2 separate regions of the Mus musculus genome follow, and region 2 is linked to region 1. Evidence: chromatin contacts called from ENCODE Hi-C data. All regions are on one chromosome and are shown on one strand. Each heading gives the region's core, a stretch centred on a gene start or an enhancer-like site at or near the end of the contact. The rest is flanking DNA. Distances are from core to core; before and after follow the strand shown.

Evidence for each region. A loop is a pair of places that touch in the nucleus more often than their neighbours do.
Region 2: a loop to region 1 is called in a map of gastrocnemius, with 2.6 times the contacts of the local background. The contact joins the enhancer-like site here to the promoter of Rab1a in region 1. A Hi-C loop is called at or near these places in 1 of 37 maps with a recorded cell type or tissue (gastrocnemius).

What each region holds. Positions count from the first base shown.
Region 1 is chr11:20,196,810-20,204,500 of GRCm38, forward strand. It overlaps Rab1a (RAB1A, member RAS oncogene family), which reads left to right and starts at 4,603. Exons shown (of 6, transcript NM_008996.4): 1 at 4,603-4,843. The coding sequence starts at 4,821.
Region 2 is chr11:19,979,561-19,987,251 of GRCm38, forward strand. All of the region lies in intron 1 of Spred2 (sprouty-related EVH1 domain containing 2), which reads left to right. Among named protein-coding and RNA genes, the nearest start is that of Gm39603, 53 kb to the right of the region's middle. Within about 2 kb of position 3,916, at least 3 of the 3 ENCODE cell types and tissues checked have a DNase peak (open chromatin) inside an H3K27ac peak, as active enhancers do; they include gastrocnemius, where a contact is called at or near this core.

The DNA.
Region 1 (7,691 bases), core at 3,353-5,852:
TAGATTCCTCTGGACTGGACAGACATGCTCTTACCATAGGCGTCTCTTTAACAGTTCCACAGTTAGCTCTGCACCTCACACTCCTCTGAGTGCTGCTCTGCTTGTCGCTGACTAGTCTAAGCTTCGCAGTAGGCAGGGGCTCCTCATGACCTCACCTAAGCCCAGGCATCTCTTATCTTAGCTCCTCAAGAACTTGGACTAGTAATCTTTAACTCAATGGGCACGTTCCAAGTTAAGTGGCTTCTTCTCTCCAATTTCTGCTGATCAAAATTTCACTCTTTTTTCTTTCTTCTGACCTTGTTCATACCAGTGATCTAGCTGAAAATACCAAAACCATTTTCCTCTATAACTTCACGTAGTTCTTACCATTTTCTAAATGCCTGATTTATAATTGACAACTGAGCTATATTACAAGAATTTTCTCCTGTTGGGAAATGTCCACCCCGCTCCCTTGCTAAGATCCCAAGGACAAGGAGCTCAATCCTATACTGGACGTACACACTGAGCATAGGGGTGGTTACTGACAGGAAGGTAGATACAAAGCTGCACTGCAAAGTCTTTACCTAGCAGGGATGGTGACTCCCCACTAGCCACATGGATGGAGCCCCCTACCTTAGTCTTCACATACACTTTAGGCCCTCCCTGAGATCACCAGGCAACATGCAATTAGGGCAAAATTTCATACAAGTAGGTGGAGAGTGTCTGGATACTGGACACTTAGGCTGGAGTCCCATGGCCCTTCCACCCCTTCCATTCATGAAGGAAGGTCAGACAATGGAGAAGTCCAGTTGGGATGACCTTTTGCAAACAGGCATAGCTGAAGCATAGAGATGGCTGCTGGTTTGCTCTGAGGGTAGTGCTATGCAGTAGCATACAATTTATATATAAGTAAATTACAACTTTAGTTTTTAATGAAATCTTGTTGTGGTTATTGTTGTGGTGGTGTGTGTGTGCATATGTATATATCACAGCACACCTGTGGCAGCCAGAGGTCAACTCTGAGGAGCCAAATCTCTCTTTCCACGTTTAGATGGTTTGGGGAACAAACTCAGTTTGCCAGGCTTTCATGCCAAGTGCCATGAGCCATCTTGCTGGTCCTAATTTATTTATTTATTTTTTTAAATGTATAGGACTGTGAGTTCTTTTGGCGATGTTGGGACTCAAACCCAAGTGACCTGGGCTTTGACAAGTGTGTATAGTTATATAACTAGCCATCATTACAATGAAGATACAGGCTATTTCCATCAAATCAAAAGCATGCATCCTTTGTGTCTCTTTTCAGAGAATCCCTCCTATCCTTCATTCCTAGCAGTCTCTAAAGGCCACACCCTTTAAGTGTCTTTTTGCACTTTCCCCTAAGGGCCTCACCTGTATTCTCAGGACTTTCTAACTGAATTGTAATCTCCTTAAAGACAAAGAGCTGCAATCTTCAATTTAATATTATTTAAGCATACATTTCAAGTGCAGCCAGGCATGGTAGGGTGTGCTTGGAATCACAGAACAGGGAGCTGAGGGGAGTTCAAAGCCATCCTCAACTACACAGTGAATTTGAGGCCAGCCTGAGTTCCATTCCATGAGAACCTATCTCAAAATAGCAAAACAAACCCACCCTGCTCCCCGAAAACCCAGATCAAGGTCCACATACAGTTACTAAGTACTGTGTCATGTATATCTGAAAAAGAGTGGGAATGAGGGAGAAAAAAGAGAAAAAAGAAGGGAAAACCCAGAAGGGCTGCAGAGAGATCAGAAGGTAGAGGTGCTTGTTGCCTGGTATTCTGAGCTAAATCTCAGGATCCATTTGCTGAGACAATCAAGTCCTGGAACTTGTTCTCTGTCCTCACATGTATGCTCTGACACGTACCCCCCAACACCTACACATCTCTGCCCTGGAATGTGTCCCTTGACATGTACTGCCCATGAGAAGGAATCTTTTTTTTTTTTTTTTTTTAAATATTTATTTATTATATGTAAGCACACTGTAGCTGTCTTCAGACACTCCAGAAGAGGGCATCAGATTTTTGTTATGGATGGTTGTGAGCCACCATGTGGTTGCTGGGATTTGAACTCAGGACCTTTGGAAGAGCAGTCGGCGCTCTTAACCACTGAGCCATCTCACCAGCCCGAGAAGGAATCTTAATCTCAATAACACCCTTGATGCAGTAGGGGTGTAGGAAGCGGGCACTCATTACTCCACAGTCACGACAGCCGCTCATTTATTTTCTTACTGTAGCACAGTAACTAAGATATGAATTTTTCTGTCCTCCACATACACAGGTACAGTCAGGCTTTGGGGTGTCAAGGAAGAACTGTTACATATACTTCACATTGTTCTGTTTGTCAGCTAGGTTAAAGGTTACTAGAAGATAATTTGTTGGGAAATGAAATAGTCAATGAAAGTGGAGCAAATTTATCTCCAAAGAGACAGAGATTTAAAAAATGGAGTTTTGGTGGTAGTATCTGTATGTATGGGGGTAGTGCACTCCATAGTGTTTTTCTTTCTGAGTGTCTGCTTTCTTCCTTAATCTTTATGTTTAAGTCTATATTAAAATATCAGTAATAAAACCCCAGCTAGGGCTGGAGAGATGGCTTCTCTGGTAAGGACACTTTTTGTTCTTGCTGAGGACCTGTTTTCAGTTCCCAGAACCCAGCATAACCAACTATAACTCACGTTTCAGAGTATCAAATGCCCTATTCTGGGCTTTGAGGCCAAGAGGCACATGCATGGCACACCACACACACACATACACACACAGGCAAGAGACACTCATACATAAAATTAAATGACAGATTTGGGGTGGGTGTTGGGACAGAGGTTCACTATGTAGCTCTGTTCTGGAACTTGCTATGTAGACCAGGCTGGTTTCAAACTCACAGAGAAGCACCCATCTCTGCCTCCTGAGGGCTGGGGTCAAAGGCATGCTATGTCTGGCTTACATGATAAATCCTAAGACAAAACAAAACAACAATAACAACAAAATTTTTGCTTGAAAAATTGAGTTTAGGACACTTCAGAGTTTTTATTCTGTGAAATGATAAGAGGAAGTATGGTGGGCTTTAGGGTCCAGGGCTGTAAACCTCCATCTAGGGTCATTTCAGAAGTTAGTATGGAAAAGAACCCAGGAGGCAGAGGCCAGGGAAACACTGAGTTCGAGGCCAGCCTGGTCTACAGAGGGAGTTCCAGGACAGCTAGGGCTACACAGAGAAACTCTGCCTCAGAAAACCAAAAACCAAAACCCAGACAATAACAAGAAAACTCCCAAAACTATGTATGTGTGGTCTGATGAGGCTGTCAGGACACACGGAGGAACGCCAGAGGGATGTGTAAATATGTTCTGAGTATATGGTTAGTCATGAGAACAGCCTCTTTTGCATATTTTGATGTCACAGAAATTCAGAAATTAAAAGTAAATCTACAGTTGGCCCCAGGAGATAATATTCTTGCTTAGAACAAGTTGGAAGATAAACTTTGGTCAGTGTATTATACTATGCCCTTTGTAATAAATAACGCAAGATAATGCGTTAAAGTTTAGCGGAGATTTAAATTCCTGAGCTGATTAAAGTTGACACCATTAGGTCTAAAAAAATGTATTAATATTAGTTCTGGAGTCCGTACTGAAGAGTTTCATGGCTTAAAAAAAAATACTTATTACTGCCCAGTTGTGCAGACGGACACAGAATTAGTACTAATAAAAAACAAAGAGCAGCAAAAGCAACTGCAACCCCCCCCCCTCAAAAAAAACAAAAACAAAACTTAACAACCCAACCCAACCCAACCCTATCCCGGAAAACAATTCAACTTTTAAGTCTAGGCCTCAAGTAGGAGGAGAAGACTGGTTAAGGCTGACTTTAGCCTGTGTCTCAACAGCACAATGTTAAAGGTTGGAGGTCGAGATGGAGGAGCAGTTTCAGACAGGGAAATCTGGCTGTGTGAGCAGAAGAGAGACTAGAACAGGGTCCATTTGCAGCTATTGCAACATCAAGTTGCTAGAGTAAAACGGTAAAAAAAAAAAAAAAAAAATTAGAGAAGGAGTCGGGTGAGTGAGAAAGCGCAAGGTCTACAGAGGCCGCTTGAGTTTCCTGCTGTCCTTAGAGCAGCCTCAGACCCTGATGGTGATGGCCCCTGTGGTCTTGCCTGAGCAGAGCTCGTCAAGCTGTCTCCACCCCTCCTCACTGTCCCAGGCTTCCTGGGAGCCCCCTCCCCCTCTGCTGCGGCACCGCCCTCCGCCGAGTTCCTTCCTCCTCCCCTCCCGATGGGGCACCGACTCGCCCTGCTGCCACGTCTCACTGATGACATCAACACAGCCCGGTCGGCCTTAGCCAATCCGCTAGGGGGAGTCCGAGCGAAGTCCTAGCCAGCAGGCCAGCGGGGAGGGGAGCAGGAAGGGCGGGGTGTGGGGGTGAGGGAATCGGGACGGGGCGGGCTACAAGCTCGAAAGTGCGCATGCGTTCAGGGCGCGGGGCCTAGTGGGAAGCTGAGTGCAGACAGCCCTCGGCCCGGTCGGGCTGCCCAGCGCGCGGTGTGCTCATGACTCTCTTTCCCAGCGTGCCCCGCGACGCTGCCGCCCTCTGGGCCGCGCCAGGCCCCTTGGCCTAGGCTTCCCCAGTTCCTGGTTCGCCGGCGGCCATTTTGGGTGGAAGCGATCACTGAGTGGCGGCGGCTGCTGATTGTGTTCTAAGGGTCGGAGTGGGGTCGACGTTTGCTCTACCGGAACAGCTTAGCTCATTCCTCCCTTTCCATTACCTGTGGCGCGGAGAGTTGGGGCGGCGGCTGCGTCAGCAAGGGCGGTGGTGGCGGCGGCGGCGGCGGCAGCTGCAGTGACATGTCCAGCATGAATCCCGAATAGTGAGTGCAGGAGAGCCGGGGCGGGCCGGGGTGAGAGCGGCCGGCCGGGGGTGAGGGCCGCCGGGAGGTTCGCTGCGCAGCGCCGGGAAGGTCGGCCGGGCGAAGGAGACGGAGCAGCCTGAGGGCCCCATTGTCTGAAGGCCGAGGGCCGCAGCGCAGCGGGGAGGGGTCGGGCCTGCGGGCCGGGTCCCGACCGCAGCCGGCGGGGAGCTAGGTGCCGCGGCTGGGCGTTGGGGAGAGGGCCTCGGACAGTAGCCAGGAGGGGCGCGTCTCTGGAGGCAGTGACGGCTGGAGGAGGACTTGGTTTTAAGGGGAGGTAGGTGGGAGAGCTCTGCTAGAGGGCACTGTCAGACCCTGCGCCGGCTCTGCGGAGCTGTCAGCGTCGGCTTTACTTGTAAATCCCGAGCTTGTTAGAGCTCTCTCCCTGTTGGGTTTTAGGTAATATGGATGCTTCTTGGGACTGCGTGGGCTTGAGGGGGATGAGGAGATGGTGAGGAGCTATTTATAATGTTTAGTTTTCTTTTGGGCTTGTCTCCTGGGAGAGTTCTGTGAGACTTGTGAGACGTGACCCTTACAAAATCCTGGACATTTGTGAAATTTTTGGTTTAGGGGAGACATGAGTCTCCCAGTCACCTTTTGTCTCCAGTAGGTTAAGAAGAAGAAAAAGAAGAACAAAACTGAACTAAAAATAAACTAGAAATGTCTTCCTGGTACCACCAAGTTAAAGTACAAGTTTGCAGACAGTTTTGAAAAGAAACTAATGGGGCCTTTGATGATAGAGTTGTATGTAGGTTTTAGATTACCTGCTTGAATGCCTGTAGATAGGAAATGAGGTTCCATGACGTGTCATGAAAAGTTAATGCATTCCTTTTTCTTGCTTACTCAAGAAGTCACTGTAGCAGATGTGACACACCTGGCACCTTTCATGGGAACTGCGCTTCTCCTTTCTTGGATAGACATTGTTAGGCTCTCTCTTTGAACCCAAAATTCTCCTATGGTTTCCATATATGAAAATAACTTTAAGAGATGCCATTTTTATTATACTTTAGTGTCAGAAATCTTTAAGGGAGAGGGATTTTTGTTGGTTTTTAATAAGAGAAATCACTATTGCCGTAAAAGCTGGGCTTTATTTGTTGCTTTGGTCAGTTACCGCTAAGTGTGCCCCCATGAAAGGTCCAACCATCAGCTCGGCTGACTTGTCATGTGCGTGTCACATGACTCTTGCAAAAGACATTCTAAGTTCAGGTTTTCTAAGACTGGTTTAATACTGAAATGGTTTTTCCGTTTGTGTTAAGCAGAGGTCTTAGTATCTTGGTAGAATTTTACATACTTTTTTTTATTGTGTGTGTGATGCCTGTGATTGCAGGTGCACAGGTGTCACCTTGCTTGCTTCAGAGGTCAGGGGACAACTTTTGGGAGCTTATTCTTCCTTTGTGGCTTCAGGGATTGAACTCAGATAGGCACTGTATCCACAGAGCTATGTGCTTGGCCAGGCTTCTGTACTTGAAAAAGTTGGGAACAGTTCACATGGAGACACAGGTGCTGTGTTTGCAGCCCCTCTCCCAGGGCAAAATTAGTTTAGTTAAGCAAAGTTGAATTGGGGGTCCTAATTAGATTTTTGTGGAAACCAAAAAGAAGATGAATTTGTTATATTAGGAAGGTTTCTAATTTCTATTTGAAATTCCTGTTCTATTTGAGGAGATTCCTATATTTGTTAGGTGTGTATTTAAGTATTTTTATTATGCTTCTCAAATTTCCTAATGCTACGACCTTTCAATGCAATTCTTCATGTTGTGGCGACCCCTATCCATAACATTTTCATTGCTACTTCATAACTGTAATTTCGATACTGTATGAATTGTAATGTAAACAGCTGATATAGGATATCTGGTATGTGACCCCTGTGAAAGGGTCCTTTGACACCCAAAGGGGTTGCCACTTACAGATTGAGGACTGCTGAGGTTAGAGACACCTCCTGGAGCTGGAGTTAAGAGTACTTGTGACCAGCTGATGTGGATGCTAGGAATGGAACTAGAGTTTTCTGCAAGAACAATACATATTCTTAACTACTACTTGATCTCTCCAGCCCATGTTATGTGTTTATTTTTTAATACTGTAAGAGATTTAACTAAGCAACAAAAATTTGATGTTACTCAGACGTTGTTTCTCTTTTTATAAAGTAGTATAAAAAGTCATTTTTTACTGCCTACTAAAGTAGTAAGTAGTGTGGTTCATGAGTACATAAAAGATGTTTTGGACAGCTCTCCATCCAGATCATGCTGTAAGTAGAGTAAATCATTTTAATGTAAGCTTGGACTTCGGAGTGTGAGCCTTAGCCTCAAGGGGCCTGTGATGTAACATACAGACTAGATTCTATCCATGTCAAATATTAGGAGATACTGCATGCAGATGTGCAACATGGATCAGATCAGTGTGGTTTTAGGGGAGTCACTTGTTCTGGTTGGCTGTTGGGTTTTGGAAGATTGTTATAGAAGAGACAAGTAAGAAACTTACCCCAGGGTACCAGTAAGGTAGTTCAGCAGACGAAGGCATCTGCCACCTTTATGAGTTCCATCTTTGGAAGGAGAGAACTGGTTCCTGCAGGTTGTTCTCTGGTCTCTCCACATATATCCCTCCCCCAATAATCTAAACAAGCAGGGTGAAAAAGAGAATTATTAGCATAGAAGTGAAGCACGGAAGGCTTTTCAGGAGGGAAAAGGAAGAGGAATGGCTAATAAATAGCAAGAAGAATTTTTTTCTCCTCCCTTAGTTTTAAGACAAGATCTCATTGTGATGTCATCCCAGCTCTACTGAAACACCCTGTGTGTAAATGAGGCTGACTTTATAT
Region 2 (7,691 bases), core at 2,666-5,165, 220 kb before region 1:
GGGGGAAACTACTGCTCAGCAGCCAGCTGGTTCGCAGGTCAGCCTGAGAGGATCCATTTTTATCGGAAGCTTTATCGTAGCGATGATGCTAACGGGCAGCCCTTGGACTCCACAATGTAGAGGAAATGGCATCTCCGGGCAGGTACGTGCCGGCTCTTTGCTTGGGTTGTAGTTTCTCCTTGTTCTCCTCTCTGCTGAACCTGTCCAGTGTTTGCGTGTAACATTCTTTTGGGAGAAACATTATCCTCAGGACCTGTGTGGGGTGTGTGTGTGTGTGTGTGTATGTGTGTATGTGTGTGTGTTTGTGTGTTCACCCACATGCAAAGACAGGTAACCACTGATCTTCTATCGAATAGGTTTTCTTCACTCATCGCCCTCTCTGAATCTCCCTAGAGATTCACATCAAAATGGCTTTAACCCATTATTTTATATTAATAAGTTTTAAGGATGCTGCTTGGAAACAGAAGGACAACAGACCTTCTAGGGGGGTAGCTAAGGGTGTTATCTGGTGTCAACAGTCTAATATGAATATCTTTCAGTATCCGTACCGTCTACCCAGCCCCCCCCCCCTTTGTGTGGCTTAATCCAAGAAAGCTTTATTCCCCTCCTCAGCTGATATGTTTATTTTTTGCCGATCACAATTTGCTTGAATCAGAGCATCAACTTTTCCAAGGTAGAAGAAAAGGGAGTGGGGACTTGATAGCAACATTTAATTATAGCTTCCACATGACCTGAAGGATCATTCCACATAATTGGGAGGCTGTGGCTGCCTGTCTAACCTTCTCTCTTTTCTTCACTCACTAAATTTAAACAATGCCTGGCTAGTGGAGGCACATGCCTTGTTTATTTGAGTATATTAAACATTCCTATGTGTGTTGACAGACTGTTCAGCGTCTCCTCATATTTTTAAAGGACACTTTTTAAATCCTTCTTGTCCGGGACAGATGCTCTAGTTAAGTTTATATCTGTGCTATGTCTGCCTTGCTGGACGGGCTCTCCGCCTGGGGTCAGGACCTGTACTACCGCTGGCTGCCCATACATTTGCCTGAGATGAAACACTGACTACACAGTCCCCTCTGTGGTGTAAATCCTGCGGTCCCTTAGAGAGAACATCTACAGATCTGGAATTACCAAGCTAGCGAGCAAGGCGGGCTTCGTTCCTGTTTATTTATCATAGAGCCTATAGTAAAGCCTTGGTTTTCTTCAGGTGTATGAATTTTAAACTCCTGGTAAACAGATTTATTTCATTTATTGGTTTCAGCACATTTAGAAAACTTGGAAGGAGTTTGCTCAGTATGTTCTGTTTGTAGATTATAGTGTGCTTTTTTTTTCTTTTCTTTCTTTAAAAAAAAAAAAAAAAAAGAATGGCCAGCTTGTTTTTCAAGACAAACCACCTTTAAATTTCATTAATTTTACATTCTATAAATGAAAGCCACCTGTTATGCCGTAACTTGCTAATTTTGGTCAAGGATGATAATGAGGAAGAATAGTGTTTGGAGTATGTTGGGGTCTGGCTAAGAATTCCCTGCCCACATCTGTAGCGTTTATTTTTGTGTGCATATGTGCATATATGTATATATAGTACACATTCAATAACAGCACTTGCTGATATTAAAAATATTTCAGATCCAAAATGAGAGCCTTTTTCCTTCTCATTAAGATTGTGTTTCAAGGTCAGGAAAGCTTTGAGCATGTTGACTTGACTAGAATACATAGTTTTGGATATATGTATGTATATGAGCTCCCCCAGAGTTTTGGTTAAAAACACTCAGTTTGTGGTTCACTTTGTCAAAACTTCATCAAGCATAATGGCTCATGCCTGTAATTTCAGCACTCAGGAAGCCGAAGTAGGATTATTGTAAATTCTAGGCCAGCCTGGACTACAGTATAAGATCTTGTCTCTTAGAAAACATAAAAACAGGGCTGGAGAGATGGCCCAGTGGTTAAGAGCACTGGCTGCTCTTCCAGAGGCTCTGAGTTCAATTCCCAGCAACCACATAGTGGCTGACAACCATCTGCAGTGGGATCCAATGCACTCTTCTGGTGTGTCTGAAGACAGCTACAGTGTAATCATAATAAATAAATCTTAAAAAAAAAAAAAAAAGAGCCGGGCGTGGTGGTACACGCCTTTAATCCCGGCACTCAGGAGGCAGAGGCAGGCGGATTTCTGAGTTCGAGGCCAGCCTGGTCTACAAAGTGAGTTCCAGGACAGCCAGGGCTATACAGAGAAACCCTGTCTCGAAAAACCAAAACAAACAAACAAACAAACAAACAAAACAAAACCAGAAAAGACAGAGTTAGGCAGATCTCTGTGAATTCATGGTCAGCCTGGTCTACCTAGCAAGTTCCAGGCCACCAAGGCTAAATCTCTTGATTGGTTGGTATTTTCTATGAAAATATCCTGTTTTCCCGATCTTTGTCTCCTTAGGACTAGCCCAGGTGAGGACCAGTTCTTCCAGATCTCGGAGCTTTGTACATGAGCTGTGGCTGCTGCTCCCAGGGTGACCGTTGATGATGAACACCGTGAACCGTCAGCCCAGGGTGACCATAGATAGTCTTTAGAGTTCTTTCTCTTCTACCACTGCTACTAAAGGTCTTATTCTTCAGCTTAGAAGTAGTCAGTGGATATTGATTGAACTTGAGGCCTTTGATGTGCGAGGCATGGGCTAGGCACTCACATGTGTATGCACTTGGACCCAGGCCCAGCCCTCTTTTAACTTTGGTTGCTGAAAGAATGCTCTACTCCAAAATCCAGCTGATGGTGGTTTTGATAACCACGCTTTCTGAACCCAGCCAAGTGACGTAACCGTAGACAAAAGACGTGCTTTTCCGCTCTGTGTCTTGGGAGGTGTCAGTCATGGAGTTCATTCATCCTAAGAGACCATAGTGTCCATGGTATCTTAGTGGAACAGACAGCTTCCCAGTTTTTAGCTGTTTGGAAGACTCCTCTTTTTAGGATCTATTACAGCTATATGAATTCAGTAACTATTTCATAAAAACAAGCTAATTTAAAATCACTATAGACCAGCTGCCAACATTTAAAAATACTCACGTGCTTTTGAGAGTCCTGTTTCTGGAGTCTGCAGCCTGCTCCTGCTGTTCACATGTATGAGAGTGTGTGCTGAGAACATGGCTGGCTCCCACCAGAGGCTTTACCCGTGCATTGCCTGTGTCACACTTGTCCAATGTCTGGAGCACACACGAATTTTTGTCATTATTTGGAAATTGTAGGTTTTCTGTTTAGCTCAGAGAAGCCAGAGACAAGCATAGAGTAAATTTCTTAAGCCACAAGCCTCCCTCTGAAGTATAAACGGATACGTGCCCTCTCTTATCTAGCTACTGTGGACTGTTCCTTTTGCTGGGCATTAGCTTGCTGGCAGTTCAGTGCGTTAACACCTAGAGTGCCTTGGCGTTGAAAGTGGGGCAGCCAGGGGAGCCATGCACATGAGTTGAGTTGTAAGTACCATTTCCTTGTGGCTCATGAGAACCATAGAGAAAGCCAATACTTCAGAAGGAGGCTGGCACCTCAGTTCTCTTTTGAAAGCTTTTGACTTGGATTGTAAGTGGACCCTTCCTCGCTATGCCTTCTGGGAGTGGTGCTGGGATTCGGCTGTTCTTGCTGTCTTCTGAGGTCATTATGGGAGAAATCTCAGTGAGATGCTGTATTTAGATTCCAATCAAGAGGTAAATCATGCAATTGTAAAGAATGGAAACACTCTCTCTGCCCCTCTCTGTGCTTCCTACCACCCCCCTGCTCTTGTCCTCCTCTCCCTCCTCCCCTTTTCTCTCCCTCCCTTTCTTCCCCTCTTCCTCTCCTCATTTATAAACACTTGCTTCCTCGGTTGCCTGCCTGCCATTGCTCTGGCCCCCTGGGCCCTGCTGCTTGACTGGGGCTCTTGAATTCCATCCGCTGAGCACAGCAGCATGTGTCACAGGCTGCTCAGGGAGGGTGAGGAGCAAAGTTAGTGTCTGTGGGTGGGCATGTGTTCTCATCACATCGCCGGAGAGCTGCAGTGTGCAGAATCTGGCAGGAACTTGTTCCAAAGGGGGGGGGAAATCAAGCCAGTCCCTTTTTTTCCTGCCTTGAGTAATATTAAAAACATGGCTAACTCCCATGGAGAAGAAATGGAAGTGTTAGAAAACTCTTGTAATTGTTTTTAGTAATCTTCAAAACTGAGATCAGAAGAAATAAAAAGGGTCTAATCATAAAAATATCCCGGTGTGTGTGTGTGTGTGTGTGTGTGTGTGTGTGTGTGTGTGTTGCATTGTATATAGACTGTTCAGTGTTCAGAGGCTCAGTATTTAAGAGCACCACCTGCTTTTGCTGATGACCCAGGTTTGGTTCCCAGCACCCACATGGAGACTCACAACCTTCAGTAACTCCAGTGCCAGGGAATTTGTGGACACACATGTGATATGCATGCGATTTACCCATAAAGATAAGTTAGCCTTCCTTTTTTTTCTTTTTAGAATGTTGTCTCAGAGTTTGGGGGTACACTGTTCTATTTAACTCGTCTGATGTTTTGAGATGATATTATAAGAAACGCCATTTTCTGTCAGTAAAGCCAGTACTTAAGAGGTTTGAGCTGTGTGTGACCTGCCTTGCACGCAGAAGAGCAGAGTAACGGGCCTTAAGCATTGGAAGCAGCGCCTGGAGAGGGTCCTGCGCATGCGCCGACTGTTACCTTTTGTCAGTGGTGATGCTCACTCCTTCAGGCTTTGGGAGTGTTCCTGCATGCAACCCAGACTTCCTGAACCCAGTTCAAGTGGCTCCCTTACTTCTCAAGGTACCCCCTTCTCATGTGGCAGAAACCAGGATACAGGGCCAGTGAGAGGGCTCAGCAAATCAAGACGCTTGTCATTAAGCCTGAGGATGGATTCGTGGGGGTTGCCCTTTGACCTCCACATCTGCACTGTGACATAACACCCCTCCCCCATGCACACAAATCAGTGGTTTTTTTCACCCCAATATTTTTTAGCAACTGCTTAGTGTATGCTAAAGTGACACTGATTCTGTGCATTCTAGATCTCTAGAACATTTCACCTTGCAAAACCGAAACTCCAGGCACGGTGGTTGACTCTCTTCCCCGGCCCAGGACAGCCACCATACTACTCTGTTTCCATGGCTTTTAGATAATAATATAAATAGAATGGATGGTGCAATGACTTCTCCTCCTCCTCCTCCTTCTTTTTTAAGACACAGGGTTTCCCTGTGTAGCCCTGGAACTCACTGTAGACCAGGCTGGCTTCGAACTCAGAGTCTACCTGCCTCTGCCTCCCGAGTGCTGGGATTAAAGGCTTGTGCCAACACTTCCACACAGCTTGTCCCCCCCCCCTTTTTTTTTGGACTGGGTTCTTTTGCTTAGCTTTCTCAAAACTCATCCCATTGTCGACTCCACTGTTTATTAAGGCTGAGCGATGACCCATTGTGTATTGTTTAACCAGTCCTCTCTGGATGAATGAATTTAGATTATTGCCACCTTTTGGCTTATTGTGAATACTGAAGTGAAAATATGTTTGAAAGTCTTTTGAGGTGGAATTGCCTTTTAATAAAGGCTAAGGTTGATTGTATGCAAAGGCAAGGAGATGTGCCTCTGAGCATCCTGTTATGTTTAATCTAGTCTTTGCTTAGGCTTAAAGAACTCCCTTCCAGACCTGCTCACTGGAGGAAGTTGCCAGAGGCGAGGTGGTTTATTTGTGGTGCCTTGGGAATTGCAACTGTCCCAGAGAACCAGGATGAAGGCCAGAGTAGATGGCTCTTAATAAGTTAGTAACTCATGGCCTGAGTTTGTGTCTGCAGCCCAAATGGTAGAAAGGAAGAGCTAACTACCGGCAGCCCCGACCTCTGTACGTCCTCACAGTCACACCCACAGGTAGATTTGAATAGCCAAATTTAATCTTTAGAAAGGGGAAGGGTGAGAAGGAGGCAGATGTCGACACTGCCATAGAATACAGAGCTGGGTGTTGACTGGCCTTATGTTAGAGACCTTTTATTCTTTCCTTGGTACTAGTGTTGCTCACAATGATGGCTTTATTATGTTGACTTCAGGTCAATCTCTGTGAGTTCAAGGTTAGCCTGGTGTACATATGGGAGTCTCAAGCCAACCCAGAATATACAGTGAAACTGCCTTTAAAAAAAAAAAAAAAAGAAGACTGAAGAGATGATGGCTCAGCGGTTAAGAGCACTGACTTCTCTTCCAGAGACCCTGAGTTCAATTCCCAGCAACCACATGGTGGCTCACAACCATCTGTAATGGGATCTGATACCCTCTTATGGCTTGTCTGAAGATAGCTACAGTGTACTCATATACATAAAATAAAAAATAAATCTAAAAAAAAACGAGGGGAGGCTGAATAGGTGGCTCGGTGCTTCCAGAGAACCTAGTTTCAATTCCCAGTACCCATGTGACAGCTCACAACTGTATGCAACTCCAAGATCTGATACCTTCATACAAATACATGTAGGCAAAACACCAGTGCACATTAAAAACAAGAAAAAACTCCTCCTATGCTAGTTACAGCCTTTTATCAGCACATGTAGCGTATTCAGTTTATTCTAAAAACATTCCATGCTCTGCGTGTGTGTGTGTGTGTGTGTGTGTGTGTGTGTGTGTGTGTGTGTGTACTCGCATGTGCGGCGCATGCACATTCTAGGCAAACACCCTGCCACTGAGCCCATTTTCTTCCATTTTCAAAAGACTTCAATAGGACTCCCTTACCCTGGGAGTTTTATGATTGCGTAGTAACTCCATGCTGAGTGAAGGAGCTGGGCCTGTGGTGTTGTCATGGGTCTTGGTGGCTTCTGGTCTTTTTCTATTAAATGTATTCTGTTGGATTTTTACTACTACAAGTTTTCTGCTTCTGCAAGATGTTTCAGTAGCGTGTGTTTGCTAAAGCCCTTGGCAACACTAAGGGACTGTAAAGCCAATTAAAAAAAAAAATAATACAGAAGTTGTAAAGAGACCTCAAAAGCCCTTTGACTCCCCCCCCCCCTGCTGCATATGAAGAGGCTGTGGCTCAGTAGTAGATTCAAAGAGTCACACCCAGTTGTGAGAAGAGGATGTGTTACCAGGTCTAGTTAGACTAATAAATGCCAAATGGAATGACCTCTGTTGAGGAGGAACAGCCCAGATGGCCCCTCACCCCCCTCCAGCTGTTGCTCTCTCCTGGAGTTGGGCTGTTAGTAATTCCTCTTCACTTAAAATTCCTTCACAGTTGTTACCTAAGCCAGTAAATCTTAAAATCCCAACAGCACCGATCCAGGGACTTTTCCCACAACATGGAGCCCTTGTTTGTAAACTGTGGACAGCGGTGGGGAACCGCCCTTCCTCGGTCCTGGGGGGTCAGTAACCTTGAACGGTCCCTTTTCTCCCGGAATGAGGAGTCCCACTCAGTCCTGTTCTTTCTAGCGTAAAAGGAGCGTGGAACTAAGTTGCCTAATGTCCCGTCACCACATGATTGGATAACTACCAACTTGGCTGCCTCCTAGCCAGTGTCTGCTGAGGAGTGGAGATTTAGCCCCCACTGCAGAGCAGATACCTTGAAAATAGGACATTATTGCTTATCTTTCCCTCTGTAGTAAAGGAGATGACAGAACTCAGAACCAAGGTGAAAGAGCACAAAATGAAACACTAACTCTTGCCGCCTGAAAGGACACTCTACGGGTGGCTCTGACTAGAATATAAAGTGAG